Regions from separate parts of the Homo sapiens genome. Here region 2 is linked to region 1. Evidence: chromatin loops called from intact Hi-C (ENCODE). Cell type or tissue: gastrocnemius medialis. All regions are shown on one strand. Each heading gives the region's core, and the rest is flanking DNA. Links, peaks and the distances in the headings are about the cores only.

Region 1 (16,160 bases), core at 5,300-13,299:
AGGACAGGACAAAAAGCTTCTAGCCACCAGTAGCTTTGGAAAGGTCGGTGATCACTGGGAAGCCTCAGCATTCTGATCTGTGAAGTCAGGCCTAGCTGTAAAAGTTTAAATCAAAAGCTTGGCTGCTGTAGTGGAATTCAAAAGAGGAAGAGACCAGGAGACTCAAACCAGAACTTTTCTCTTCCCTTCTCACACTGACAACTGGATTTCCTATGAGCCTTGATTTGTCTGTCGAAAGTCAAATATGCAGCCAGTGCTCCCACATTTGTGTACCTTCTCCTGTAAACGCAGTAAGCTCAATGATCGGGCCTATGATCAGCCAGGGGGGTATTGTTTTCTCCCTCAAGGAAGGAAACACCAATGGATCTCCTACTGATTCCACCTCAGACATGACTTTCCCATCTCTCCTTCTCTCCATTGCACAGCCTCTGCCCCTGTTCAGGCCTCATGGTCACTTCTGTAGGTTACTGCAGCAGCCTCTGGTCTCTTCTTGTTGCTATCCAATCCGTTCTTATCACTGCTGCCAAAGCCATATGCCTAAGATGCAGAGCTGACTGTGTCCCTTTCTGACTTAAACCTTTTCAACAGTTCTGTACTTTCCCTGGATCAAGTCCAAACCCATTAATCATGGTAGTCAGGGCCTCTGTCTAGGCTCCTGCTGCCTTCTCCTGACCCATCTCTCCCTTGTCCCCATTCCTCACTGACGGCCCCACCACACTAGATGACATGGGGGCTCCTGGATGCTCCACACTGTCTTTACCTCTGGGCTCCTCCTCATACTACTTGGCCCCTGCAATACCTCAAATCCCTGTTCATCTCTGTGCCTTTCTATGTCTATGCTTTTGTTTCCATACTTCCCCTGCCTATCAACTTGTTCTTTGAATGACTTCATCTCTTAACCAGCATGTATACCAGTATCACAAATTCAAATGTCTTCAGAGGATGGATTCATAATGTAAATATGTGCAATGATAAGTATGAAACAATAGAGGGAGCAGTGACAAGTGAGACAGTAAATGCCACGCTCAAAAACCTCAAACTCAAAACTCAACCAACCAACCAACCAACTCACCAGACAACAAAACATTTTCCTTGCCATACCCACCATCTACAGGACGGAGTCAGCCATGGGCCACCAGTTGATGACTGTTGATGGCCCTCCATCTGTAACCTGACTCTAAGCTTGGCTTGGCCCACAGGGTCTTCTGCGCTCAGACTCTACTTTCAACTCTTGCTATCTCCATGCATCTGGCTCCCTGTTCAGGGGAATTTTCACAGTCTGTGCTGTCTCCTCCCCTTTGGACCTCACAGGGATGTTCACTGTGTGTAAATAGCTGAAAAGAACACTAACATTTACAGTGAGTAAGCCAATCCCATCATACACCTGGCCCAGGCAAGACGTTATTAATCAGTATCTTAATGAAGCCTAATTACAGCAGACGATGCCTCCTACCAGGTAAGGCAATGGTTACAGATGGGAGCAAACCAGGAAATCACTGCCCTCTCCCAAGAGCTTGATCCACTGCAGCACTGGAGGGTTAACTCTGGGGGTCTGAATGGCTGGACTCCCAGAGTCCAGCCGAGGGCCCTATTAGCAGTAAGAAATGACCTCTCTCCCTACCGCCAACATAAACGCAGATGGGACAGGAAGTGGAGCTGGGCTTCTAGTTGGTCAGTGACCACCTTCTCTTCCAGCTGACATTCTGTGTATTTCCAGACATGACTGGGTCTCCTTGTTTCTAGTATCTACCCCTGAGTCAGGCCTTGGTAAGGCATTATAGTCTTCAAAACATGATCTTTGGTTCCTCAACTTCTTGTTTTTTTCTTTATTCCTCCATTTACTTCTCTTTTCTCTCTACAGCACTCAAGCATCCAGGGTCCCTCCCAATCCCACCTTCTATTGCAGTTCAGTGGGTTAATAGTGCAGGCTGTGGAATTAATCAGCTCTAAGGTGAATTCTGACCCTCCACATCTACCAGCTGTATGACCTTGGGAAAGTTATTTTACTCTCTGGACTTCAGTGTCTCATAAGTTAAATGAGAACAATAATCTCTGTCTTGTCTTCTTCACATAGTTGCTTTGAGGTTGAATTGGGGAAGCCGTCTAGGGCAGTACCTGCCACATAACTGACTGCCCTCCCTTAATCCTGCAACTTCACTGAGAAGTCATTAGGGAGGAGAAGTTCTTGGCCCTTGCTAATTGCTCCTTTCTTGACTGGGGAATGAAGTATGGGCTTCACAATTCTCTCGAAATCATACTAAGGATATCCTAGACCACTGGTCTAGGATAACTCTAGCTCCTTCTGCATATACCATCCACTCCTGTTAATACAATAATTTCCTCATGTTACTCTCCTGCTCAAGAACCATCTCTGGCTCCCTGTTGCCTACGATCTAAAACTCGAAATTAGTACTATGGCATTTAAGGCTTTCCATGATCTGACCCCATATAACTTTTTCAACTTTAGTTCCTAAGCCTCCCTTGTATGAACTCAGCATTCAGGCCAATTTCTTCACATGCTCAGTTCTGTCACCGAGCCTTTATTCATCATGACCCACTCTTCACAATGTTTTCCCTGTTTTGTAAGTTCCTTCACTAGACTGTGAGGGTAGATGTTATTTTTTAAAATTTCAATATCAATAGAGCTGATAAAATGAAACTCTCAATAAATAGTTGTTAAACTGGGCTAAATGCCATCACTTCAAATACTTCTTCTCTTGTAAGTTCCAGAACAGATCCTTTTGGATGGTCTAATGTAGTCAAGTTCAGACTCTGAAACCAAAAGACTTTGGGTCAAACCCAAGCTCTACCACTGTGATGGTTAACTGTACGTGTCAATTTGGCTGGGCCATGATGCTCAAATAAGTTGTCAAACATTATTCTGGATGTTTCTGTGAGGGTGCTTGTGGAAGAGATTAACATTTAATCAGTGGACTTTGAGGCAAAGAGATTGTCCTCCATAATGTGGGTGGGCCTCATTCAATCAGTTGAAGGCCTGAATTGAACATAAGACTGACCTCTCTTGAGCAAGAGGGAATTCTGCAGCAGATGGCCTTTGTTCTTGAAAAGTAACATTGGCTCTTCCCTGGTCTCCAGGCTGCCAGCCCACGCTTGCAAACTGCCAAAATTGCATGAAGGCTAGGTGTGGTGGCTAATGCATGTAATCTCAGTGCTTTGGGAGGCTGAGGTGGGAGGATCGCTTGAGGTCAGGAGTTCAAGACCAGCCTGAGCAACATGGAGATAAACTGTCTCTACAAAAACAATTAAAAAACTGCATGAGTCAATTTCTTGAAATAAATCTATATATACATGCACACACACACCCTATTTGTCCTGTTTCTCTGGAACACCCTGACTAATACAGCCACTTACTGTCTGTTTACCTTCATCAGGTCATTTTACCTCATTGAGCCTTTGTTTTCTAATGTATATAATGAGGATGATTGTTCCTCCTTCACAGGGTTATTGTAACAACTCACTGTGGCCCTGACTGTGTATGTCAGAGCACCTGTAATTTGTGAGCTATTTCACCTTGCTAAATCTTATTATCAAGGTCCATCACCTCCAGGAAGTCATCTCAATTGCTCTAGCTCTCTTTTCACTTTGACATTCCTGGGGTCCCAGAGGAAGCTGGGCCCACACCACAGCCCTGACTTTGCCCTTTCTTTCAGCATCCAAACACATGTGATGATGCCCAGCACTGCATGAGCCTGGTGAGGTATGGAGGGACTGAGGAGGGGGCCTAGTAGAGATGTTAATACAGAATAATCTAGGGGCAGCTCTCAAAGCTATAGCAGAGGCTGCTGAGAAGGACTCAGACACAGTGCTGCAGTCAATTGGGTCCTGAATTGAAATTCATCCCATTGCTTTTTGTCTCGACAGGGTAATAAAAAAATCCTCAGACAGTATATTACGAATGCAAAGGTACAACACTGGCTCTCTGCTCTCCACCACTGTCTGAGAGAAGGGGACCTGTTGGGGGCCTGAAGAAAATGGGCTTTGAGAGGAGGATAGTGGGTAGGAGCAGATGGCACGTCTTTGGCTGAGCAGGGAGGGCTGGACCCTCACAGTGCTAAGCCAGTGCTTCCCGACCTTTCATGTCATGACTCTCCGAGAAATTTTTGATACTATTTGCAGACTGAAGGAAAAGGTGAGGGGCTTCCTTCTGCTGGAGGTTATTGGCCCTGAGGCTTGGGTCACTCCAGGCCTTGTGAGGCTGTGCAAGGGATGAGGGACCTGTACGTTGGTACAGCAGCAACCCATTCAAGCACCGAGGCTGGGACTCTATTTGATATGCTTTCCTTCCAGCTGGAAGCAGAGAAGATGCTGAGGTCCTCACAGGTGACTTGAAAAGCTCAGTTTGGAAGTCTTATTCGGGCCCTCAAGCCCCACTGGGTCTTACAGTTGCTGTTTTTCTTTTTGGATCAAGCATCCTGCAAATCTGATCATGTCATTCCTCACTCAAAATGACTATCACCTACATGCTTAAGCAGGGAACATAAAACAGGGACCCCACTTCTCCATTGCATCTCTTGCACTCTCTCCCCTAATGATTTCATCTATTTTTTTAAACAACACTCTTCTCTCTCTCTCTCTCTCTCTCTCAAACCAGTCTGCAGGTGGCTGGTTTGACTGATCTAGAATCAATGACCAGAAGATAGGGCTTTAGGCTAGCTTGGCTCCAGGCCACAGTGGAACTCAGGTCTGCCTTTCTCCCTGTTCATCCTGGGGTAGAGCTGAAGTGGCAGTGGCTCCCGTGACATGCTCTTCCCGTGGAGGATCACTGGAGTGGCAAGTGCCAGCCCAAACCACACAGGCACATGGAAGGCCTCCATCTGAGTTAGTTCCATTAGTGTCCCTTTGGCCAAAGCAAGTCACCTAGGTATGCCCAACATTAGTGGGGCTAGGAAGAATACTCCAACCACAGCCCTTCCCTGTACTTGAAGCTCCAGACAATTCCAGCTCCTGAAAACAGCATGTTGTGTCATGTCTCTGGGCATTGGCCTAGAATGTCCATTTCATTCTGTGAGTTTCAGCTCACGGGCTCCTCCTCTATGAAGTCATCCCTGTCTAAGGCAGAGTTATGTACTTTCTCCCTAATGTCCCCTCTCTACCTTATGTGTCCTTTCAGGGTACTCTTATTAATAGTAATGTTTGGATGTCCGTTTCTCCATAAGATGGCACTTTTGGAATGCAACAGCCTTTCCTGACTCATTACTGGGTCCTCAGCCACCTTGTATGGGGCCTGGCACAGAAGGAATGCTCAGAAACTTTTTGTTAAACAAATGAGTGAATAATTGAATAAATGAATGGCCAGTGTCTGGTCCTTTTGATTTCAATGTGCTCACCAGCCTCTTTACCTGGACCCACCAGTCTCTGTGTATGCTTTGACCCTGGGCCCATTAGGGTACAGCTCAAAACCCTATGTCTAGGTTATAACAGACCTAAGTCACACTGAATAGAGTCGAAGGTCCTTGACCCATCATCCATACTTGTGGTTGCAGTTTGAGTTCATAGAATGTCTGATCAGGGAAGAATATAGAGACTTCTTCATTCAACTGCACCTTAAGGGAAGAAGCAATGTCTTACTCATCTTCGATTGCCAATGCCCAGCACAGGGCATGTGACAGAGTAGGTGCTTGGTAAATATCTGTTTTGTGTTTTTCACTCTCACACTTTCACAGGTAGAAAAGTGAAAACCCAGAGCGGGAAAATGGAGTTACTGAGTTACACAGGCTGTTTCTGGTAGTCTGGATTCCAGCCTGGTTTCCCTGATTTCCAGGAGCCCAGAACCTAATGGACTGTTTCTAAGGCCTTATTTCTTGACACAGACCTAAGGTTACATGAAGTAGGTCCTTACTAACTTCTTCCAAATCCTTCTTAGAACAAATTGATGGGTCACTGGTGGGTCTAAACATGGATAAGGTCATGTTGCTTTAAAGCCATGAAGTCAAAAAGCAGTGTACTGTGGTAGCAAAAGAGCAGGCTTTGGAGGAGGCCGACAGACCTGGGTTTGCGAATCAGGAGAAATACTTGCTATGTGACCTTGGACAAATCCCCTAATTACCTTGAGCATCAATCTGCCCCGCAACCCTCCGCCATCACCAAATGGGACCATAATGCCACTCTTTTGGGGTTGTAGTAAAGATTCATGCTAATATGTGCCATTTACCTAGAACATCTTAATCTCAGGTGGTCAATCACTTACAATGAAGTTGTGTTTTCAAATTGTACTTCAAATCTGGCCTGCCGCACTTGCCATCACCTTTGGAGATTGTTTGCCCTTACAAAGACTTCCAGTCTAGATGCCCTGCCATCCTGGTAGTTTAATATTCACTGTGCTGCTGCTCACTGTGGAACAGCCACTGACCATAAAGTTTGACATTTTGAAGATGAAAGTTCTTTGAATTAGTCATGCACATGTGAAGTCATTGTTCCTTCTTGTCCTGCTCTGGAATCTAAAAATGACTTTCAACAGAGCCCAGTAACTTTCCCTCAACAATCACCTTCCGGTGAAGAGGTATGGAGGAGTTTAGGCCAGGTAGAAACTCTCAGTCACTCAGAAGAAAACCAAAGCAGAGTGAAGGCAATGTGCACCACATTTGGAGAGAGGGGTCTGTCCCGCCACAGCTTCGCAGTCTGCTGCCTCTTTGAGGAGCAGTAGGGGCTGGAGGGCTGTGAGAGGTGGGACAGGGCAGGTGAAATCTCACAGGCAGTCTGGATGTGAGGACAGGAGGAAGAACAGTGCTGTGGAATCCTGGGGCTTTGGGTTCAGAGCTTGGCTATGCCTCATACAAGTTTGGTGACTCCAGGTAAGTTAATATCGTGGGTTAACGTTTTTTTTTTACTTGTAAGATATAGTGACTGCTTCATAACGCTGCCATGAGAATTAAAGAAGCCATAAAGCACTTAGCACAGTATCTGGCACATAGTAGGCAAACAGTAAATCTGTCTCTTCTCTCGAGAGATTCCCAGCTTTCTAAAACTCAGGCGCCTTCCTCATGCTGTAAATGTTGTGCATTCCCAGAATCCCAGACATCCACTCGCACATACTATCACTAAAGTGCTTAGCCAAGGGGATGTGTGCTTGAGATTTTCCAGTCTGCCTTAGTGCGTATAAGTAGGGGTCGACTACAGTCACACTTTCTTATGAGGGAACTCAAAAGAAGAATCCTCTTTTGCTTTAAAACTGGTCATCTGGCTTCGTGTGCCTCTGTAGTGGTGCAGACAGTTCTCCATCCAGGCAATCAGATGGCCTCCCAACCACCTGGTCAGCAGATCCCTGACTTATTGGGATCCCCATGAAGCGAGCACACAGAATTGTAAGGCGTAATAATAGATATCATCCCTTACCAGGAGCCAGTCACGGTGTTAGGTACTGACATGCATTAGCTCATTTAATTCTCACCACAACCCTGAAAAGTTTGTACCATTACTTGTATTCAACAGATAAGATATATGAAGTTCAGAGCAGTGAAGTAACTTGCCCAAAGTCACACAGGGCCTGGAAGTGGCAAAACTAGGATCTGAAACCAGACATGTATGATTTCTGAGTCTGAGTTCCCAACCACTGAGCCACATCAGCTCAAATCCCCGCATTCCTGGCCTTTGCCTGACCCTGCACCACTTAGTTGTCCTGGCTTTCTCCATAGCTGGGCTGAAAGATGTGATAGTCTCAGAGGATGGTGTGAAGGATGCACTTTACTCACATTTGCCTTGGTGTAGTGTCTAGCTAGACTTCAGACAGCTGCGTGCTTGCACTGTGTTTTGGGACTGTGCCCTTGGCATTCATCAGGGGACACTATGAGAGGCATCCTCATGACACTCATGTTGGCATCTGCTGAAGGAATGCTCTTGAAGCCAGAGGCCACTGCCTCCTACTGGGCCCCCACATGGATTCCCAGGTGAGATGTTTCTTTAAGAGCTCAGGGCTAGGAAATGCCTTTCATTGCTTTATTGTGGCAGGTGCTTTTGTTATAATTTACCACAAGTGATAAATAAATGAGCAAGCAAATTAAAATAACTGGCCCATGGACACATCCACCAGGATGTCATGTGGGCCTCGGGAGATTACTTTCTCACCACAAACCTTTCCTGTAGGACACACTGGGAACAGAGACTCCTCTGGGCATGCTGACAACCTCTGGTTGTCCCTTAACTCAGTTCACAGTTAATTCAGCCCCTCATCAGACACTCAAACAAGAAGCTACTCTGTCCTCTCTTGGGGAGGCAGAAGTGACAGACAGTGAACCCCAAAAACAGTTCCTTCAAGGTGAAGGTCAAGTCCCCAATTTATGAAAAGCTCAATAGGTATTACACTATTTGAATCTGAATCTGAACTATGGTATGAGGAATGGGGAAAGTGAAGGAGGGAGAGAGGGAAGGAAGAATTGGAAAAGAACAAAAGAAGGAGGCAGCAGAGTGGGGCTGAAAGGGATATGAGGAAGGACAGGGACTACCGAGCCCCTGCCCAGGTCAGAGGCCACTGTAAAAGGCACTGACACAGGTCCCCTCATTCAATCCTCAACATCAGTTAAGGTGTCAGAGCACAAAGCATTGCTCAAGGTCATCGAAGTGGAGAATACTTAATTCTCCACTTAAGAGAGGACAGAGTGGCTTCTTGTTTGAGTTTCTGATACTAAATATGTATTTAGTGCAATGCATTTCCACTATTCGCCTTGAGAGAGGGAGCTAAGGCGGAAGAAAAAGAGAAAAAAAAGTGGAAGAGGTGGGAGGAAAGAAGGGAGGTTGGGTGGGGGGAGAAGATAAAAAGTGGAGAAGGTAAGAGAGGGTGTAATAAAGTTATGTGCAAATTGTGTGTGTGTGTGAGTGTGTGTGAGTGTGTGTGTGGGAGAGAGAGAGTCAAATAGAAAGACAAAAAGACAAAAATGAAAACAAAACGGGGAATGAAAGAGGAAAGAGAGATGACCTATCAGGGAAGAGGAATGCTATGCAGAGAGAGACCTGGGAGAACTGAAGGGGGGGTGCGTCTCCTGTCTCCAGCCCCACAAAGATAGCTCAAGCCCTCCAGAGCATAGGTCTTAGCCCTGACAAAGGACCAGGCTGCCTTCCAATCCTCGATGTGGAAGGGAGCCTCTCACAGCAGCCATGCACCCTGGGGGCCAGGAGAGGGCACTTCAACCTCAGGCAACTGCAACAAAGCCGCAGCTTGTGGTCCCCCAAAGACAAGTGGCAGAGGGAAGGAGCTGGAGAGAGTCCAGACTGTTGCTCAGTTCAGTGGGTTACCAGCCCTGTGGCCAGTATCCTTCTGATGGAGCTAGGTTCTGATGCACATCCCTACTAACACAGGCTGGGAATTAAACTGACTTGGGTCCTCTGTGGCTGCCTCTACACCGGCCCAGCGCCTCCTCTAGGCCCTGCCCCTGCCCCTTCCCTATTCTAGATCTTTCTGTCCAATAGAGCAACATGCTTCCAACTTCTCCCCAGCCCCCTCCTGCTCTTCCCCTTCACCAGGAATCATCCCTTCTTTGAGTCCAGGGTGAAACGGTTTTCAAAATCATTTCTCGCTTACTATGCCATTTGATCTGCCCGGATATTTACAAGGTAGGTGCAGTAGGGAGAGTGGGAAACTGGCACAGATGAAGTGTCAGCTGTCTACATTCACATTAAAAAATTAAAATCACTGGACTTTCCAGTTCTTAAATTCCATGATGAGAACCCAAGTGTCTTAACTCTTTATCATAACATATTTCCTCAACACCAGACTAAGGAGGGCTAATATATGCTGTTTCTAGCAGAGCATCAAATACCAAATCCCAGTCACAGACTGAACCCTGGCTTTAGTCACAGATCTTGACTGTAGACTGAGTCCTGAGACTAATCCTAAATGAATTTGTCCTGGTAAAATTTCCAAACTATGCACGTGAGGACAGAGATTTCTATTGGGGTATCAGAGTACTCTGAACACACCTTTAAGAAAGCTGTTATTTAAGAATCTGAAGAACCTCTTAGGAATCTTAAGAACCCTTCATGGAAGTTTCCATGAAACCTATAATCCAAACAGATTTCATCTCTTCTGATAACCTAGGAATTTATTATTCAGATTTCATCCAACTGGGTACTTGGCTAGTAATAATAATAATAAGAGCATCGTTTATTGAGTGCTTATTATGTTCCAGGTAATCTATTAGGCACCTGAGAATTTGTTTTGCTTCCATCTACTCAAAACAACACTGTGAGGTAAATATAATAATCATTGTTACAGATGGACAAACTGAGGCTCAGAGAGATTAGGTCACTTGCCTAAGTTCACACAACTGGTAAATAGCAGAACCGAGATTTGAACCCAGGTCAGCCTGGCTCCAAAGACTATGCTTGCTTCATTCTATTATTAACGATGGCATCTGTTATATCTCAGCTATTAGCTTCTCAATCATATGGCTGATTTCTTCAAAGAAAGTGTCTTTTAGTGGAGCAATCAGAGGATTTAATATCAGAAGAAACAAGTTCAAGCTTCTGTGAGGATATTGCCCCACCACCTATGCACTGTTCCACCTGGACAGGCTTCCTCTTAATCCAATTCTGAGTTTCTGTACTTCTAGAGGCTGAGACTGGTCCTGGCTTAGGATACGAACACAGAGACAAAATGCACCTCCTTCTCTGACCCTTGAATTCCTTGTTTGTAAAATAGAGATAATAATACTCATCTCTACGGATTGCTGTGGGGATCAAATGAAATGATGGTTCCGAATACACTTTATACACTGATGAATGCTGTTTATTTCTGGATGGCTTACCCAGGTCTTGGCATTCTGCAGGAGCTTCATAAATACCATAAAAATATGTATATTTTTTTCTTTTCTTTTCTTTTTTTTTTTTTTGAACTGACATCCAAGCATCCTTTACCTCCTCTCTCTCCTCTCCACTGACTCATGGCCAAAACTGCATGGATTGAGAGCAGTGGTCCTGACCTCCTCCTCCCTCTAAGTTCCAACTTGCATCCCTCCCAGCCACAACTCCCACCTCCTGTCTCTTGAGACATATCAACAAGCCAAGCACGGCCACAACCCCAGCTAAAGGCCCTTGTCTCAGACAGAGTTGGCAGCTGCCTCCTCTTATTGGCAGCACATTTATCATCTTAAGGAAAATATTGATGGATAAGAAATCCCAGACAGGCAGCATGTCTTGGCTGGGCATGCAGCCTGAAGTGAGGTATGAGATGCTAGTTTTAGCGTCTTTCTGAAAGAAAGGGAGAGTTTGTGCTCCTGTAGAGAATGGCCCTGTGGCCCCAGGGGTCACAGCAAATCCTAAGATGACCATGTCCTACACGTAGTCGATGTTCAATAAATGTTATATCTAAATTAAATAAACCCTTTGAATGAGCCTGAAGGATGGAGGCCCTTTGTCCAAACCCTTCATTTTACAAATGGGATCTCGGGCAGGGTAGTGATTTGCTCGAGATCACAGCAAGTCAGCAGCAGAGACTGGATTAATAAAGTATGTGGCTCATGAATCTCACATCAAAATACTGTCCAATACCCAGTATTCCACTAGGAGATATCCCAAACTTCTGGCCAGACAGTATGATCTGACAAACTGGATCTGGGCTCCCGAGGGGAATCAGGAGGAAGGAGATCCTTAGATTTACTTTCAGAGCCGATCTCCCAGGAACACATCCTTTTAAAGATGAAAAGAGTTAGAAGGGCAGGCGGGTGTTACTTGGTGAGGTGCTGTGGCATTTACTTACGATATGTTCACCTATCTCCAACTGACCCCATTCAACTCATCCTGCCCGCTGCTGCCACAGTGACCTCCAGGCAGCACTGGTGTGGTTGTGGGTCACTGGTGCTTCACTAGCTGGTTCCCATAGCCTTCTCCGGCCTCATTGCCTCTCACTCCCTAACTCACACCCAAGGCCCAGACATGTCCACAGGAGGAAAGCAGCTCTCTGGACTGGGCACAACTAGTCTCTCTGCCTGCAGAGCACTTTGCTCCCTTCTCATCCTTCTAGACTTGGTAAAAGTGATGGTGCTTCCTTCCTGCACCTCCTCCCACCCCTTGATCCCCTCAAGGTTAGGTTAGATGCTTCTTTTCTCCATGTCCTGTGTTCCCATCTGTCACAACTGTCCTGCAGTCACTCTCCTGCCCATCTCCTCCACCACCTGGGAACCTCACCATGCATAGGCTACAGCCACTCAGTTCTGCATCCCCAGAAACCAGCATAGGGCCTGGTACAGCATAGGTGCTCAGTGAGTGTAGCCTTGGATTCCAGACCCTCCCTGTCCTTATCTTCCCCACAAAAGTTCAGAATGGAGCTATCTCCCACTGGCTCTTGTTCTAGCCTCTAGAGCCACAGAGAACAGATCTACTCCCTCTGCTTCATGAGAGCTCTTTAGAGCAGGGGTCCTCAAGCCCCTGGCCATGGATTGGTACTGTGGCCTGTTAGGAATCAGGCTGCACCGCAGGAGGTGAGTGGCAGGTGATGGATCATTATGACCTGAGCTCCTCCTCCTGTCAGAACAGCACTGGCATTAGATTCTCATAGGAATGCAAACCCTATTGTGAACTATGCATATGAGGGATGTAGGTTGTGCACTTCTTTTAAGAATATAACTGATGCCTGATGATCTGAGGTGGAACAGTTTCATCCTGAAACCATCTCCCCTCCTAACCCTGGTCCATTGAAAATTTTTCTCCCATGAAATCGGTCCCTGGTGCCAAAAAGGTTGGGGACTGCTACTTTAGAGATTTGACCAAAGCATATATGTAGCCCCTAAATGTCTTCTTGCCAAAGAAAATATCCCCAATTATTTTTACCAGTTCCTCATATATCATAGCTTTGGGTAGGGTGACCAACCATCTTTGTTTGCTAAGAAATGTCCTGGTTTTGGCACAGAGTCCTCTGTTTTGGGAAACTCCTCACTCAGTCCCAGGCAAACCAGGGCAGTTGGTAAACCTAGCTTTGTGTTCCCTTTCCAACCTGATGCCTCAGGACCTGTGCACCATTTTATCAATATTCGACATAGAGTAGGGGCCAGAAATGAACACACAGTTCCCAGGGTCGTTGACATAACAGGGCAAAGAAAGGCCAACACCTCCTTACTCCCCAAATCTATTTCTGTGAATGCAGCCAAAATCAGCTTCAATTCTGGCAGAAGGGTAGTGTGGTGGATGTGGGAGTTGACACATTGCCCTGTTGATCAATATCAAACTTAATAGTGTCAGTTAAGATGCCTAAACCATTTTACTGCACAGGAAACCTCATTTCCCCAAATCATTACTTCCAAAGCTGCTTTCGTTTTATTCTTTTTACTCTAAAGGCAGAAATGACTCAACATCTTTGTTCCAATTATTGTCCAATTAAGCCCCCCTCAAATGTTCCAGGCGTTCATGCATTCAACAATTATTTATTAAGCTTCTCCAACATAGCAGACAGTCCCTCTCATTGTCCTTGGACTGATAAAAGTTAGGCCTAAACCTGAAACTGGTTGGAGCTAATCTTGGGTCTTTCCACTTTTGGGCTCTTCCCACACTTGTGCAATAAGAAGGTGGGAACACAAGTATTATATGCATAAGTTGAAGGGAATATTCATATAGACAAACAGGTTCAAGTTACTTAGGAACCAACCAGGATTTATTTTGACCGTAAGCTAACAGCCATAATCCTGAAACAATATCAACTCTCTTTATCATCGACTTGGTTTCCATGGAGGCTTGCGGGTGCTGCTAGTGAAGGCTGACAGTTATCACTATAAAGAAACTTTACAACTTTGTAATTTGTAGCTCTCTGCTGACAGTAATATTAACAGCATTTCAAATTATGGCCATAAACTTGACAACAGCAGATAAAACCCTTAGAAACCTCATTTTAGGGGATGAGGGAGGCTAGGGGAAGGTAATAATGTTTAGGTTTTCCAGGCCTGGGCAGGAGACATTCAGAAATCAGGGGCACATTTTGATCTGGAGGTGAGAGGCAGTCAGCCCAAGGCAGGGCTCACAACAGGCAGCAGCTCAGCCGGGCACTGCAGAGAGAGAGTCTGGGCAGCATCCAGCAGAGCTGCAACTGGGCTATCAGGGATTGCAAATCGGTCAAACTAGGGACGCTGATCAGAGAGAGGGGTGAGAGTGAGGGGTGAGAGTAAGGGCTGACTGGTAGGTCCCAACCTCTGCAGGGTTCAGAAAAGGCTCTTGTCCAACAGGAAATGGATGGAAACTGGGAAGATTACAGAGCAGGGAGGAAGGTTAGATAAAAACCTAACAGGCAGAGTGGAGCGAACACACACTTTGAGCTGGATCAATCTGGATTTTACATTCGCACTCTACCACTACTAGCTGTGCAGCCTGGGGCATGTAGGTTGATTTTTTTGGGCTTCAATTTCCCTGCTTGTGAAATGGAGATACTATCTCAAAGGTCCAAATCAAATGATTCTCTATGTATCTGGAAATAAACTTAAAGATCACATCATTTCATCTTCTATGCTAAAGATAGGAAAATTAGGACCCAAAGCAGGGAACAGACCTCCTCAAACCTACACCACAAGTTACAGGCAAAGCTTATGCTCTAGTGCAGGGACCTGAGCCTCTTCATGAAGCACATTCTCAATATTATTATTTTTACCATTACTGCTACTATTATTATTAGTCATTCATTCAGCCAGATAGTCAATCAGAAGGATTCATATTTAAAGATCAAACTCTAGCCCATGTCTGTAGGGAGGAGAAAAAAATCAACAGACTTCAGTACAGTTTAGACTTCGGTTCCCAAAACCCTCTGATGGAAGCTTTTTTCACTTATGAATCTTAACAAAGCTTTGACCTTGGGTATGACACACAAGAACTGAGAAGTACCTAGGTATCTTTAGATGCCAACCAATAGGTGAAACTTGACTGCTTCCTACTCTTCTGTCCTCCACCGAAAATTTAGTGAAGGCTCTCTGGCAAGAACAAATATCTAGGCAGTACCCATCCCCAACCACATACAGATGCCGATACTGTTTCTGAACAGCAGAGATCACATAACTCATTGCCTTGTTCTTGATCCAAGTGGATTAGCAGATGTTGGGTGAGGCCTGCTTCCACTTCATTCATTCATTCATTCATTCATTTGCATTCACTGAGTATCTACCTAGTATCAGGCTTTAGCTAGAGAGGTGAAATGATTTAACCAAGTCCACATAGCTTTATGAGGGGGTCAGGGGCAAAAGGTCATACTGGAACTGGGGTTTTAACTCACAGTCTAGCTTTCTTTTCACCAAGTTATCAAGCAGAAGCCCACCTTGACTGTGTACACCAAGAAAATCTTTTCTTCATTGTGACTTTATAGTACCTCGTAGAAAAATCTATGTTGAGTCTATCCAAAGCCCAGGCCTGTCTCCAGAACGTCAGGCCTTTAGAGCCCTCTGCCAACCAAACTTTTCCATTTGGATTTTACATAAGTCCCTTATACTCAATATATTACATACAGAGCTCAAAATATCCCCCTCTCCAACCCTTTTCTCCAATAGTCTGTAGCTAAATGATTGGCCTTAACAGCTATCATCTATCATATTGTTTTTTATTTTTATTTTTATTTTTTTAGATGAAGGCTTGCTCTGTCCCCAAGGCTGGAGTGCAATGGCATGATCTCAGCTCACTGCAACCTCTGCCTCCCGGGTTCAAGTGATTCTTCTATCTCAGCCTCCCAAGTAGCTGGGATTACAGGGGCCCGCCAACAAGTTTGGCTATTTTGTTGTTGTTTTTGTTGTATTTTTAGTACAGATGGCGTTTCACCATGTTGGTCAGGCTGGTCTCGAACTCCTGACCTCAAGTGATCCACCCGCCTCAGCCTCCCAAATTGCTGGGATTACAGGCATGAGCCACTGCGCCCAGCCCCATATTGTTTTCGAATCAAGAACTGGGCATCTTACTTGACTCTTTCCTCTACCCCGTATCCAAATAATCAGCAAGAATACTCAATCCGGCCAGGCATGGTGGCTCACGCCTGTAATCCCAGCACTTTGGGAGGCTGAGGCGGATGGATCACGAGGTCAGGAGATCGAGACCATCCTGGCTAACATGGTGAAACCCCGTCTCTACTAAAAATACAAAAAAAAAAAAAATTAGCCGGGCACGGTGGCGGGCGCCTGTAGTCCCAGCTACTCAGGAGGCTGAGGCAGGAGAATGGCATGAACCTGGGAGGCGGAGCTTGCAGTGAGCCGAGA
Region 2 (16,160 bases), core at 4,480-12,479, 90 kb after region 1:
CCCCTCTTCTCCATCCCACTGCCTGTCTTCTAACCCAGGCTACCATCACACCAGGCCTGGATAACAGCCACCACCTATGAAATGAGCCCTCATCGCTGAAGCCAGAAGGATCTTCTGGAAGTGTGAATCTGATCCTGTCACTCCCTCTTTGATATCTTTCTGGTGACAGCCTGCATCTACCCATAGAAGAGGGGGTGAGAAAACAAACAACTCTGAGCCATTGTCCCTCTCCTTATCTCCCCCATATTTCTACTCTTTCATCAGAGACCTGAAAAAGAAAATGGGCAAAATGGTGCTCTAGCATTCCATGAAATTACTATAATGCCAGAAAGTGATAGGAGAATGCAAAACCCTCCCACAATGCAGAAGTGGGGCCCCGTTCCTGCTGGAGAGAGCAAGAAAGGCGTCAAAAGGAAGCCTTTGAGCTGAGCCCTGTCAGAAAGGTAGGTTTGATAGATGGCAGGAGGAAGGCAGCAGGGTGACTAAGAACAAGTGCCCAGTGCAGGCACTCAGCTCTTGGAATGATAACTCGCTCCAGAGCACATTCCAGAGCTGCTGTGACCAGTGAGGGACATCTCAGACTTTTCATTAGGCCAGGGCTGAGAATCCATAGGCAGCTGAAAGCCAGTTGGACATCATTTACTTCTCGGCTAACGCGGCAGTAGACCAGATGCCCTAATTTATTTGTTGGTCCTCATATTAAAGCTGCAGTTTGCCAGTAAACAGGCAGGGTAATGATGCCAGGCGCCCTTGTTAGGGGCTAATAATTGCTTAATCTGTCCAGTAATTGACCCCAGCTCCCGGGGCGGCCCTCCATCAAGGAGCCAGCCTGTGCTCAGGGCCTGGCCACACCGCCTCAGAGAATGGCTTCTGGAAATGGAGTAGCTCATTGTGATCCATCCTCCTTCACAGATGAGCAGATTAATTGGGCTGCCAATTAGGCAGCTAATAAAAGAATGAGAGAAAACAAAGGCAGACCAGAGGCTGCAGCTGCCCAGAGCTCCCTCTCCTAGGGTGGGTGTGGGGCAAGGAGAGGGGAGGTTTTAAGACTCATCTGTTGGTTTGAGGTCAGATACAATATAAAATCATTCCCATTCATCAGGAAATAGGGAGATCTTTCTTTTCTTTTCTTTTCTTTTTTTCTTTTTTCTTTGTGGTGAGAGAGGAGTATGGGGAAGACTGAGAGGGCATGTAAGAGTGGAGAGATGATGCCATCCTGGCCAAAGACCAAAAGCACTGGATGGACCAAGAAAAAAGAGGGACCAGGGGAGCAGAAAGTCTCAGGACCTGAGTTTGAATCTTAACTGAGTGTTAGCTACAGAAGTTACTGACTAGCTTTCCCTGACTAGTTTTCTCATCTTGATATAGGGATAGTAATACCTAATCTGGAAGACTGTTGTGTACCTGTATCAGAGATCCTGTGTTAGCTGCCTGACACAGCACCTGAAAGTTGTGGCATGCTTCAATAAACTCACTTAGATCAAAGGTTGAAAGGCAGTGGGTAGTTAAAAACAGGATTAGTTTTAGAAGTAGGTGTCCTAGTCTGTGAAGTTGACTAACAATGAAATTTGGAGACAAGGATACCGAATGGTGGAAGCCAACAAATCAAAACAGAACTTGGGTTCTAGTTTTGGCTTAGTTACGGGGTGACCTGTAGAAAGCCTCTGGGTCTATGCTTATCTTTAAAATTAGGAGAAAGAATTAAATAATTCTCAAGGATACTTCCTACACTGACATTGTATGATTCCATCTATTTTATTCCTCTCCGCCAAAAGTAGAAGAATCATCTGTCAAGTGAGGAGAATAATCTCCCTCCTGCTGGAAGACACCATCAACCTCCTTGAGATCAGCCTTGTTCCTTCTGTAAACAAGTTTGCCAGGTCCTCTTCTTCAAGCTGATTTAACCAGGAAGCTGGAAAAAAGCAGGATGACAGGAAGGCTGGAAGCTGGAGAGGCCAGAAGAGAAGGAAAAGTGGTAGAGGATTTGAAATTAAAGCTGGAAGTTAGAGATCACTGCCCTGTCCCAGCTTCCAACAGACCAGGATGAACCTCTCTAGCCAAACCTCAACTGAGACATATTTATTGCTGATTTTTTTCTCCTACAGTGTTTGGTTTAGGGCTGGGCACATAGTAGGTGCTTATAAACGCCTATTGATGGATTGCTCCAGGAATTCATACAACTTTGACTGTGTGGGATTAGTTGAACTGATCATTGCTCATTCTACAAACATTCATTGGCACACCAAATTCTGGGCATTTCAAAATGCCTAAGATGGTCCTGCCTCAGAGGGGTGCACAGTAAGGAAGCAAGTCCCCACTGGTTGGCAAAGGCTCTGATGGGAACAGCACATAGCTGTGGGGACTCAGCAGGGGCCTGGGGCCCCAGAAGAGATATTGGAAAGGGGACTTAAAAAATGAGTAGAGTGGAGCCAGATGAAAGGGGTGCCAGGATGCAGCCATAAAAAGAATAAAATCACGTCCTTTTCAGCAACATGGATGCAGCTGGAGGCCATTATCCTAAGTGAATTAACACAGAAACAGAAAACCAAATACTGCATGTTCTCACTTATAAGTGGGAGCTACACTTGGGGTGCACACAGACACCAAGAGAACCATAAACCCGGGATTCATAAAGAGGGGCAGGAGGGAAGAGGCAAGGGCTGAAAAGCTACCTATCGGGTACTATGTTCACTACTTGGGTGATGGGATCATTAGAAATCCAAACTTCAGCAACACACTATTTACCCATGTAACAAGCCTGCCCATGTATTCCCTGAATCTAAAATTTAAAATTAAAATAAAAAGAAAGGAGTGCCAGCGGAAGGTATCCAGGCTGGGGTAGGAAGAGATGGTCTGTTGGTAACGGAAAGCCTTTCAATTCCAGGGCCTTGGCTTCATGGTTAAAAGCGCAGACCCTGAAACTGGACAATCTGGGTTTGATGCCTCTCTCTGCCATTCATTTGCTGTGTGGCCTTAACCTCCCAGTTCCCCAGGTTCCTCATCAATTACAAAGGGGAGAATAAGAATTACTTGTGGGTTCTTGTGAGGATTTAAGTGAGTTGATATAAGCAAAGTGGTACACAGTAAGAATATACAAGTATTGTTTTCATCATTGCTCTTCGTTGGCTTGCTGTAGACATGGGAATGGAGAGGTGAACAAGGATTTGCTGTTCCAGCCGAAAAAAACCTGAAGGCAACTATAGAGCTATTGCCAGGTTTTAAGCCTGGGTCAGATATGGGCTTTGGAGAGCTCCATCCGGCTGCAGCGTGGAATGCTGCTAAGAGGAAAGGAATACTGCAGGGCAGGGCCTCCTGAAGGCAGGACAGAGGTGGAGGTAGGGTGCAGGCATAGCAGAGAGAGCTGGCAGAGGTAAAGCAGCTTTCAGTCAGGAACCAGGGTGGAACATGATAGTGACCTGCAGGGGCTCTGCAGCGGCCAAGGTTCAGAGAGTCATGAGGTGCAGTGGGTGGACAGCAAACAGTGTGGATAGAAGGTGGCACCAATGATACAATGATTTGCCTGCAACCCCGAGAGCATCAGAACTCTTTGCTGAAAGCACCCAACCTTGAGGAACATAAATGAGATTAAGTTTCTGGCCCCTGGCAGGATGGGGCCTCAAAATAGAAACTGAATTCAGTTATAGAAAAATAAGAAAGTTACATTTCCTGCACTTCTTTTTTGAGATTGAGGCTTACTTAAACTTACATTGTGGTTTAAGTCTGTCTTCCCTCCAGGCCATGAGCTCCAAGACAGCAGGAAGAGGTCTCCTCTCTTTGCCACTATATTTTTAGTGCCTAGCTCAGTGCTTGGCACAGGGAAAATACTCAAGACCTATGTATGAAGTGAGCAAATAAAGATCGACCCATGACAACTACTGTATATTCATTAGCTGGACTGACTTGTAATTCTATTGGCTCCATTTCACAGACAGGGAAAGAAAGTCAGGGTGTGGCATCGCTTGCTGAGTGCCTCACAAGAACCTAGTTGGGATTCAGACCCAGTTCTGCTGGCTTCAAAGCAGTGCTCTTTCCATGAAGACAAGATGCACAGAGCAAGGAGTCTATCTGCATGTGATTTGTGGAATAATTTGCATATGCCTGCATGATTTTCTCTCTAGAGAATTCTGTGCAAAATTTATTGTTTCTGTTCTCTGTTCAGAGGCAGTCCTCTGTAGTGGGAAGGGCCAAGGTTTGAAGCAAGACAGTTTGAGGTCTCTGCTTGGCCCAGTGTGTGATGTGCACAACAGCAGCCACTCTAGGCCCTTCCTTGACCTGGCACCAGACCCCTGTCTGCCCTCAGCTGAGTCCAAGGGCCTCGAATTATGGACTCACAAGGAGTCTGGCCCTGATGACCTTAAAGTTCACGGAGTATAAGTCCTCACCCTCCTGCCCCCAACTCTGCCCATTTCACAGATGAAGAGACAGAAGTCTAGAAAAGTGAAAGGCCCCGTCACAAACGCTTAGTGGATCTAGCACCACACCTATAGTGGGAAGCTGTTTGGGATAGCGAGAAGAGGAAGAACAGGTGAAGAAGAGAGGTGGGAGGAAAGCAGAATGGGGGAGGAGCAAAGGTCACTACCTCATTGACAGGAAGTATGAAGCTGTGCTTGGTCCCGGTGCCTGGCAATATTGGTGTTTGTGAGAGCATGGTGTGTGCATGTGTGTGTGTGTGTGTGTGTGTGTGTGTATCCACATCCTCCTCCCTCTTCTTACTCCCACAAAATAACCCTGAGGAGTGAACTTCCTGGGAGAGGGCTAGCTCTTTGTCTCCATAGTCTAGGCCCTGATGGGCACCTTGGCATGTAGCAGCAGGGCTCAGGCTGGGAGGCAGGAGACCTCGATCTAGTCCCCACTCCACCACCAACTTACCAGGTGACATCCAGTGAATCCCTGGACTATTCTGAAAAGAAGAGCTGAGAGCTGCCCAGTGACCTGGTGGAATTCCTGTGGAAGAGTGAAGGTGAAGAGGGGATTGTGGGTACTGGTCAGGCACCTACCTGTGCCTGGGGCTGACCCACCATTGACCTACAACTGTCTCATTAAACCCTCACAGCAGCCCCTTGAGGAAGACATTGCTGCCCCCATTTTGCAGGTCAGGAAATAGGGGCTGTGAGAGGCAAGGACTTAGGCAAAGTCCCCTAGCTAGATGGAAATGGTAGGCTCAAACTCAGGCCCATCAAACTCCAAAGCCACAGCTGTGCCCACTGCCCCTGCTGCCCTTCAGAGCATGGCATGGCTCCCCACAGTAGCATTTCATAAGTGCTGGTTTCATTAATTCAATGATAAAGGGTCTGGAGAGGACAAAGTACTCTGCAAATGGAAATTTTCAATGAAAGTTGGCCCCAGAGTCCCAGGAAGAGTCAGTGAAAGAACATACACTTGACCAAGAGTCAGAAACAAGGTCAACAAGGTCTAGGTCTGGTTCAGGCCAAGCTCCTGGCTTGCAAAGTGACCCTCCAGGTGAGCAGAGCTCAGCTAGTGACCCTCTCAGGAAGGCGACGAGGAAGAGCTGGGGCCCACAGTCTGGGAGGCCCACACCTGGGTTTGGTTCACAGTAAGGATTAGAGGAACCAGGTACAAAGTGCCTCATGGAGGCCCTGGCACCGGCCATGTGCTCCATTAGTGCTAGCTCCTCCCCTACTGCTGGCACTTATTTAGTATTTTCTCTATTCCAGACCATCCTAAATGCTCGATGGATATGAACTGTGTCAGTCTTCACAACAACGCTGTGAGGCAGGATTTCTATTATTATTTCCCTTTTGAGATAAAGGAACTGCGGCATAAGGAGATTTTGTGGTTTTCCCAGGGTTACATTGCAGTAAGGGGAGGAGCTGGGATTCATGCTTCGCAGTGTAGCAGCTTGAGGGATGGCGCTCTCACATGGCTGGCCACAGGGCCACACAGGAGCTCCTCTGACCTCTCCCGTAGTCACTGGAGAACAGGATAGTTTGGCCTCACAGAGGTCATGGGCAGGGTTTGGAGTAGCAGAGTAAGCATCCCACCAACAAGCAGAGTCTTGAGGAATCTGAGCCCTGCTACCCTTGCTGCCACCCCTTCCAGAGCTATGTGGTGACAGGACTTCACTCTACTCCCAGCAGCAGGTGCATCAGCAGCTCGGCGGTGAGAACTGTGGTCCCAGCCAGATGGGCACAACCGGCTTCACATGCCTGTTCCCTGCTCAAGGTCACTGAGCCAGTTAATGTGGAAGAGTTAACAGAACTGAAGGTATGTCAGCATCTGTCCACACCTTGGACCTGCCTGCTATCCCCAGAAGAAGGTGGGCTGATGGGGGCTGAGGGAAGATGGACACATTTAGGGCTATGACTGAGGAAGAAACTCCCAGCTGTGCCCTGTGGGGCTGTGATCGGGCTGTCTACATGTAGCTGAGACACCCTTAGAAAAGACCATGCCTCAGTTCTGTATTGGTAAAGTGGGGTAATGATGCCTCTTACACTGCCTCAAGGAAGTATGAATTGTGTGTCTCATGGGGCAGATACAGAGACAAGGAAAGATGAGAAACAGGATTGGGGAGATGGACTCCAGAACCACACTTGTCGTGAATTAGCCGTGTGACTTTGGGTAAGCCATTGTGCTTCCCTGAGGCTCCGCATCCTGATCTGTAAAATGCACATCAATTGTTGTGGGTGATCAGAACTCAGTTCTTTCAGGTATAAGACTTCACCTTCTAGTAGTTCCCATCCCTGAGTGGGACAAGGGAACATGTACAGGCTTGGGAGTTAGCTAGACCTAGGTTAAAAGCCCCACTCCGCTATTTAATGACTGTGTAACCCTGAGGCTCCTCTTTCTGAGTTCAACGCAGCATTTTTTCCTCACAACAGCCCCATAAGATGAACAAGAAACCCCATTTGACAGATGTGGAAAATGACAGTTGGAGACCAGCCCTAGACCTTACACAGCTCGTGGTATAAAGAGGGAAAAACAAATATGAGTCAAGTATATGATAATAAATCAGGGCAATAGAGATGACCGTTATCAATAAAGATGATGGCCATCTTTAGATCCACAATGCAGGCACAAAGCAGGTGGCAGGAGGGAGTGGGCCAGGGAGGCCCACAGTGGGGGCACTCACAATGAGCCCTGTGAGATGGATGGGGCTTGCCAGGTGGCAAGGAGCAGGCACAGGGCCTGCCAGGCAGAGGGAGCAGCAGGTGTAAAGGTGCACTGGTCAAGAGAAGACCGCCCACTCAAGGTTTCAGCTGTGTGGGGCTGAGTGTATGAGGCTGAGGCCAGAGAACCAGGTGAGAGCCAGATGACAGAGGGCTGGGAATGTCATGCCAGGGAGTTGTAGTTTATTTTGAGAAGCCAGCGGGCAGGCATTGAAAGACTCTGTCAAGGAACAGACATTTATTGAAAACCTACAGAACGCCATTGAGTGTATGAACTCAGCACCATCCAAAGATTCCCTTTTAGTAACAGGGTCTTCAGAGAGCACCTGAGATCCATTCAATTCCTCTCTGCCTCAGTCGTTACCTGTGAAATGGGATGGCAACCCTGCTCTCTGTCTACTGCCCACAGGGGAGGTGAGCACAGGGGTTTGGGCTCCCAGAGATGAACATATTGATGGTAAGGCTACTGTCTTTTTACAAACAAGGACAAAGCAGTTACATCCAATCAGCTGGGGGAAGAGATCTGCTGCCAAGTTTAGTAACTGACAGATGGCGCAAGTAAAGGGGTTGGTAAACCCAGGAGGGACCTCAAGAGGTTACTGCAAGGACAATGCTGGGGAGGAAGAAGGCCAAAGTGAGAATGCTAAGGAGTCAGCTATAGTGACTGGAGCCTCAGTCATGCATCATACAAGCTGGTCGGCTTTGGGCAAGTCACTGCCTCCCTGAAACTCCATCTTCTCATCTGAAATAAAGAGGAAGGCAATCGTGCCTAACTAAAGCATTGTAAGAATACGAACTGGGAAAATAAAGCCCATATTTATTTGCACAGTGCTTGATAGTTTACAAAGCAGATTACCTGCTTCATCTTCTCAGATTCCCACGGGGAAGGCGGTAACATCTGTTGAGTGCCTGCTGTGTGCCAGGCACAGGACTGGGTGTGCTGTTTATATTCATCTCATGCCAGCTTCGTAACAGCCTGCCTGGGTAGTATCATTTTACATTTGAGGCAACTGAAGTCACACTGCTGGAAAGTGGCACAGCCAATACTTGACCTCAGGATTGTCTGATTTCAAATCCTCAGAGGCTTCCACTGCAGTGTGCCACCTCCCTTGAGTTATAGAACCTACACAGGCGTTTCATATCTCTTTGACCTCATGGTCACTTTGAGATTAAAATGAGATAAATTACTTAACTTCTCTAAACTTCAGCTTGCTCAACAATATACATATATATTGCTGACTATAGCTGACTAAATGTAGTATGGGTGAAATATGTAATAATAAGTAAAAGTGCAATTATAAACAGAAACACTTGAGAATAAAAATTATGACTTATTTGCCTCTGGTTGTCTGATGCCAAGTGTGCTTACTCTTGGCAGGTATTTCAAAAGTTGTTTAAGTGAATGATTGAATGAATGAGTGAAGAGATAGTTTTCAGTCATTACCTCCCATTTCACAGCTCTTCTGCCAACATACACATTGACCTGGGGCCAGATTTCTTGCTGTTGTAAACCACTGGAGGCAAGTAAAGCTAGGGAGTGTAGATGATTCTGTATGGCTCTTCCTCACCACAGCACATATGAGATAACTTCGTTCAGCCCTCCCTGTTCATTTATCCATCCATCCATCTATCCATTGATTAATTAATTCATACATACGTCTAGTCAATAAACATTTATTGAAATAAAACCTAATGGAGATCAGGTAAAATCTCTTTAAAGAAATGCATTAAATTTCCATTTAAGATAATGGCTCTGCATGTGGCCACACTGTTCCAGAGATCATCACAGTGTCCCAGTTGGATGTGGGTATAGGATACCTATGAGATCCTGCCACTCACCTTGGCACACAAATGATGAGGGTGTTTCCCCTGGGTGGACTCGTCCTGTGATGAATACCACCTTCTGCTCTGCCCCTTCCCGGAGATTGTCTGTAAGATAAAATGAAAGATGGTTGCTAAGGAGGGCAAGAAAAGCTGAGTCTAGTGGTTGGTGTGTGGCAGGGAACCCCAGAGGGAATGGGCTGGATGTTTTACATTTACCTCTTAAACCACTGGGTTAGAATCATTAAGGTCCAGCCATTGCTGACTAATTTAATTATGTCCCTACCCAACAAAAGACTACATTCCCTTTTGTTGGTACAACTGATCATATTATATTAATATGTAGTATTTATAATCATCCAAGGAAGCCATATGAGTGAATTTGAATCCCAAATCCACTGACTGTGACTTTAGGCAACTTGTGTATCCTTTCCAAGTTTCCATTTTCTAATCTATAAACAAGGATGACAATATATCCTTGTTTATAGGTTATAAACAAGGATTTTAATAGGTTTGTTGTGATGATTAAACAGGCTTACACATTGCATAGTACACAGTAAACATTCAGTAAATGATGGAGTAGAGAAGGTAGCTATTTATATATTAGTAATAGTAGCATCTGCCATTTAATTAGCTCCTTTTGTGTCAGGCACATTATACACATACATAATCCTTACAGGAACATGCTGTTAATGTGTTTTTTTAATAGAGGCAGAAGTGAGGCTCATGGAGGTTATATAACTTGTTCAAGGTCACACAGCTGAAAAGTGGTGGTAGGAGCTGAGATTAGATCCCAATCCCTTGTCTGGCCTTCATTTCCCTTTTATCTTAAACAACTAAAAAACTGGACAAAATATTCAAAACAAGTATTTTCAGACATTGAACAAGAGCCAATGCAAGATAATCAATGAGAGAAGGAAAACAAATGAGATATGCCCTATGATTGCCCTGGCTTTTTGCCTGATGATCCTTTCCAGACCAAAGAGCAGAGAGGGGTATCCTGAGCAAAGCAAAGAAGCCTCACTGAGATTCAAGTTCAGCAGGTAGTAGTTGGGTAACTGTGAGCTCCAGAGAGGGGGAAGCACTGTAGAAAAAGAGTTCCAGAAATCTGTACAGGAATCCTCTTGATTCTTTGTTGGATGTGCATACATAGGGTGACTCCCCATGATGTCAGGAAAAAATGATCAAGGAGCTGTGAACTGCACAGTCCTTAGGGTCACACAGGGCTAAGAATCATTTGAATTCCCACAACTAAAGAGGAAGTCCTCACTGATCATCCAAGGAGAATGAGAATTCAGACGGGCAATGTCTTAGTGGTAGGGAAAAACTACTCTAGACCACCACATTCACAAAGCTTTAAAACAAGTCTCAAAAGGATCAAACTGAACAAAAGAAACTTAAATGCTTGATGTACAAAGCCCAACTCTCTTTAAAGGAAGGCAACAAAATCCAGAGAGTCAAAGCAATGTATAATTTGCAATATCCAGCATCCAATAAAAAATGATTAGACATGCAGAAAAGTAGGAAAATGTGGCTCCAAATCAGAACTCAAGCTCTTTTTGTCTCTGCAGAAGTCTAATTTGTATAATAAAGTTGAACTATTGTGCAAAGATATCATCAGACAAAAGCAACAGCCAAGGGTGGCATTCCCAGAAAGAAACATCTGGGGAAGGATACTCAGCAGTGGGCAGACGAAGGGCTGATTGATACAGAGCACAACAATTACCTGAAGGAAATTTAGAAAGAACATTGAGAGAGGTTGAATTGAAGGATTTATCAATGTTTGAGGATGATCTGGAGGGAGAGAATAGAAATAATTAATAGGATTTCTCCTTCTGAAATGCTGGAGACATGCTATTCTGAACGTGGTTCTTTATCCCAACAGTCACTGCACCAATGTCAGAGATGAAACTAAAAATATTAACCCTATTAAACCTGGTTCTAAAGGCTTGGGACTTGCTTGTCCATTGGGATGATCAGTATGGGTGGAGTCACTGCTTCCCCTGAAAGGCAGCAAGAAATATCATGGAACCAAAATATAGTCTTGAGAACTCACTCTGCTCAGCTCTGTGCTAGGCACCTTTAGGAACAAAGGGAGAGACAGAAGGCTCACCTGCCCTGAAGTTTATTATTTAAAGAGGAATTCAACACCTAAGCATTTCCTGGACTGAATATAAGCTCCTCAAGGAAGAAACTGCAACTTCCATGGGTGTATGGCTAATGTCTTTCCCAGGACCCCCTGCATGGAGTAGGTGCTCGAGGACTGGCTATTGAATTAATAAATAAAAATACTTGTGTAGAAGATGGTTTATAAAGAAATATCGACTCATATTATGTTTTTTAATCTTTATCATGCCTCTGTGAGGTGGACAGTATTAACTCCATTTTATGGGTGAGGAACTGAGGCTCACAGAAGGAAGGGACATGCCCAAGGTCATTCAGCTAGCAGTGGTAGAGTTAAGTCCCAGCACCCAGCCAGTGCCCCTTTCACTACCCTGTTTCATTCTGGATCCAGTAAAAACAATATAAGATTCCACTTCTGCTGCATTTCCATTTACAATTTACACAAGAGAATTTCATTTTATCTTATTGTGATGGAAACTGAGCCGCTGTCTTAGTATTTATATTGCTTTTTCACTTAAAAAAAAATCACCAAGCCCTTTTAAAAGACACTGTCTAACACTGACCCCATCTTCCAGCAGTCCAGAAATGATAAATGGCACTAAGGAGGCCCTTGGTGAAGGCTAACTTTATGGATGTCTCCCCTGACCCCGTATCAAGTCAATTGCATTCAGCATTTCTGCTGACCACAGGGAAATGCAAAATGGGCATTCTATTTGCACACTAATTTTACTGAGCCCTTGCGTCTTCATAAAATGATAACATGGGGCTAATAAAAATCAAGCATCTCGGGTGCTAATATAAGCAAATGTTGATGCAGGCAGGTAACAAATTGCTTTGTCATTTAGAAGGCCGTAAAAGAGCATTATAATCATCTTTAGGCAAAATGGATGGGTCGCCTTTGCTTAGCTTTTAGCTTTCATTTGCAAAATCAATTTAAGGTAATGCAGCAGCTCTGAGGTGGTGACTACCCCACCCCCTCCTGTCACCAAATCTCCAGACTCTGTGCAAAGCCAATTAAACATATTCTTGGTGGAGGCAGGACAGATGAAGAAGAAAGTATGCTTGAACCAAGCCAGGGTGGAACAGAATGCAAACAATGAGACCAAGAACAACTCATAAGAGATAGAACAACTAAAGAGCTCATGTAGGCTGACATGCTCAAGGGTACAAGGGCACACTCAAAAAACACTGGGCAGCTACACCTGGCTCCCCAGTTAAACAGCAGGTGTTTGAAGTAACGTGCTTTGTGTGGCATCCTTAGCATGCACGTGCACACACACATACACAGACACACCTTTGTCACTATAACCCTCTATCATCTGCTATTTCCTTAATCATCACATATTTATTGAATACCTATTAGATGGCCAGGCACTAGCTATTATTATTTTCATTTTACAGAAAACCAAGGCCAAGAGAGTTAAGTGACTTGTCCTAGTTCTTACAGCTAATTTGGCAGAGCCAAAGTCCCAAGCCAGATAGCCTGACTCCAGAAACTGTGTTCCTAACCTCTATATTATACTGTCTTCTAGGAAGGAGGACAATATCATCCCATTGCAATAGCAATTAAGTAATATTTATGTAGCACTTATTCTTTGCCAGGCACTTTACATGCATGATCTTATTTAATTCTCAAAGCAACCCAATGAAATATCTACTATTCTTAGACTAGACTCTTTTATAGATTAGAAAATTGAGATCCAGAAAGGTTAAATGACTTGCCTAAACTTGCATAAGTAGCAAATGTGGGAGCCAGAATTAAACACAGGTCTTTATGATTCTCAAATTTGTGCTTTTAACTACTGTGTCATATTGACTTTTGGAGATTAAAATCACCCTATATGGTTTTTAAAAAAACATCGACAAATTCTTTGTTCATTTCCGCCTTTCAAGAGGTGGAGATGTACTCCTCTGTCCTTCAGTGTGGGCTGGACTTAGAGACTTCCTTCTAACAAATGAAATACTATAGAAGTGATGGTGTGCCACTTCTGAGATTAAGGTATAAAAAGACTGGCTTCCATCTTGGGTGTGATATCTCTTTCTTGAATGGCTCACCCTTGGGGAAGCCAATTGCTATGTCATAAAGGCACTCAGCCTATGGAGAAGCCCACATGGTGAGGTACTAAAGTACCCAGATAGCAGCCAGGAGGAACTGAGGTTTGCCAAAGCCATGTGAGTGCATTTGGAAGAGGATCCTGCAGTGTCCAGTGACTATAGCCCTGACTGACAGCCTACTGCAACTTCACAAGAGACCTATGCCAAAACCACCCAGCTAAGCTGTTCCCACATTCTTGACCCACAGAAATGGAGACATAATAAATATTTGCTGTTTCAAGATGCTAAATTCTAGAGTAACTTGTTAGGCAGCAATAGATAATAGACATCTCCCTGAAGATAACTATATTTCTCCTAGTTGCTATGTAGACCTTAAGTAAGTTTGCATCTTATCTATTGATGCTGACTTTCAATGAGGACCAAAGCCATAATCTCGGAGCCAAGATGTGGAGAATCTCAATCTATTTGGCCAGTTATTATGGATCTGTTGCTGGTAGAGGTAGATGCCAAGAGGCCCCAAAGAGCCCTAGGTGGGTCTCTGAGGACAAAAATCTCCCAGAAGTTCATATTGTCAGTTTTGTTTCCCCATTCCTCCAGACAATGACTTGTCATGGGGATTGAGATGCTAATGCGAAGGAAGAAGGAAATGCTACTGGGAGGGGAATGTGGAATGTTATAATGGGGGAAGCATTTGTTGTTGTTGTTGTTGTTGTTGTTGTTGTTGACACCTGAGCCTTTTTTATTTCCTTGACTTGATTGGTGAAGGCATGATAAAGTCAAGAAAATGCCCTACTATGGGTTTCTAAACCAGACAAGTTTCAGCCTTTTCTCCAGTACTCCAGGGCCCAAACAGGTCCATAGTACTCTTAAGCTGGAGAAACAAGACATCGCTGTAGCAACAGCAGCATGGTTGGCTGGTATTAATCAGAGGGCTTGCTCAGGACTGGAACAGCCCTGGCACTGGTCTCCCTGTGCCAGCACCACCCTTTCCAGTGCACCCTCTGCCTGGATACCAAAATGGTCTTTCTAAAATGCAAATAGGAGCATACCACTTCCTCTGCATAAAACCCTTCAGCAGTGCTCTATTGTTTGCAGAGCAAGTCCAGCCCCCTTAGCCTAGACCATACCATCCCTGTCTCTGGTAGCTGGTGGCTGCCTATCTCTCCAGTCCCTTCCACAGGCCCCAGCCCCAGCTAGCACTCCATGGTTCCCAAGACACGACATGTTCTCCCACACCTCCACACTGGGCACATGTTCTGTTTTCTTCCTAGGATGCCAGCCCCCATCTTGGCCGTCTGGCTTACTCCTACTCAGCCTTCAAGACTTGGTTCAGATGCACCTCCTCTAAGAAGGAAAGGAGGAAACTGATGTTCATCCAGGACTTGGACTGGGCCAACCTTGGTGTTAATGTTGCTGTGTTTTATCTGATTTTATCAGCAATGTGAGGATATCACTGTGTTGATGAGACAGACAATAAAGAGGGAATGGATGTTGTGAATTATAGTAAGAACATGGCCATAGTATAGACATTTATTGAGTATAATTTTATGAGAATATATAGGTTTAGGAGATATCAATAGAGCTTTCCTGGAGGCAGCGGAGAAGCACTAAATGCATTTGGGTAGATATGTGACTTGATGAAATTCCAGACATTCAGGGTTAGCTCTGCCTCAGTGTTTGATGGGTGGATCCAACAAGAGGAAAGGGCTAGGTGAGGGACACTGAGGAGGACCGTGTTCCCTGTGTTTCTTCTGTACCCTGAGGGGGTCAAATGAAAAGTCAGCTGACTTCCCTGGGTAGATGGACTGGGTCTCATAACCAGGTTCCACAGAGTATTGACTGTGAGACCTTGGGCCAATTATTTATCCACCTTGAGCCTCAGTTTCCTCACTTATAAGATGAGAATAATAATCTCTAGCTCACAAGACAAACAATAAGCAAGAGACTTTATATCCCTGCCACATGGCTTCACCTATAATAGCAGGTGCCATTTACTGAGTGACAAGCCGTGGAATGGGGTTCCTCAGCATCAACCCTACAGGTATGTTGAGCTGCAGAGCTCTTGGTTCTGCGGGTGCTGAGCTGTGCATTGTAGGATGCCCAGCAGCATCCCTTTCCTCTATCCTCTACATGCCAGTAACACCTCTCCCTCCAGTTATGACAATGAAAAACATCTTCAGACGTTACCAAGTGTCCCATGTCTCCTCAGAGGCAAAATAGCCCCCAGTCAAGAACCACTCTCCTACAAGAATATTATACTTGATTCAAACTGGCCTCATCATTAACTCTCCAAGCAAACCTTCAGTTTCCCAGACTTTATATATATTTTCCTAACTCCTCCCCAAAGCCTCTCCAGATATCTCCAGACCACTGTGTCCTCACCCTCCTCTGAATTCACAGTTCACTGTCTGGACCCTCATCTGGTCATAAATCATTTGCTGCCTTGGTCAAGCAGGACCAAAAGCCACAACTCAGATCCATTCTGCCTGATGCCCAGCATCTGCTCTGCACTTCTGAGCCTCTGGGCCGTCCTGAGAAAATAGTGGTGTTGGCAAGATTTATTTTCAGTTCCCGACTCGTTAGCATCCTCCACACCCCCATTCCCTCCCGTAGGCTCAGATCTCCCATGGCCTAAAATCTCATATCTAAGTAGTAGACTCATTATGCTTCAGGGTTAGGGATCAAATGTTCTGCCCTTGATGAGCTGGAAGAAGAGAACAGGAATTACCTTTGAAAAGAGTATGTACATGACAAAGAAATACTCCTGAAAAAAAATGAAGCATTGATTCTGGAATATCAGGCGCTGGGGACAGGAGCCTTTCTGGTGTACCTCCCTATCTTCACAAATGGTGTCTTAATATGTCTTGGACATATTAAACTGCTCTTTTGTCTTTACAAAGCAGTAAGGGTGCCTCTGACTTACAGGAGACTCACAGAGGCCATCAGAACTGCACAGCCTGTGAGATCACCGAGTTAAACACCCTCACTATGAAGAAGAAGGGCAGAGGACCAGAAAGAACGAGTGACTTGCCC

What was found. Hi-C counts contacts between places; a loop is a spot of excess contacts. Peaks named below come from ENCODE experiments on the same cell type or tissue, not always from the same donor. Only the 100,000 strongest peaks of a DNase experiment are listed, where the experiment ranks them.
Region 2: a loop joins it to region 1, with 3.0 times the contacts of the local background. A loop is called at or near these places in 3 of 110 quality-filtered maps.

What each region holds. Positions count from the first base shown.
Region 1 is chr1:48,563,711-48,579,870 of GRCh38, forward strand. The region is part of intron 11 of AGBL4 (AGBL carboxypeptidase 4); the gene reads right to left. Among named protein-coding and RNA genes, the nearest start is that of SPATA6, 100 kb to the left of the region's middle. In gastrocnemius medialis, for the core only: CTCF peaks have their summits at 7,900 (motif pointing left) and 9,122 (motif pointing right); DNase peaks (open chromatin) are centred at 7,791 and 9,141.
Region 2 is chr1:48,654,186-48,670,345 of GRCh38, forward strand. AGBL4 (AGBL carboxypeptidase 4) reads right to left here. Exons shown (of 14, transcript NM_032785.4): 7 at 8,967-9,056. Among named protein-coding and RNA genes, the nearest start is that of BEND5, 110 kb to the right of the region's middle. In gastrocnemius medialis, for the core only: no CTCF peak of the experiment used is centred there; DNase peaks (open chromatin) are centred at 7,189 and 8,096; H3K27ac peaks cover 1,133 bases.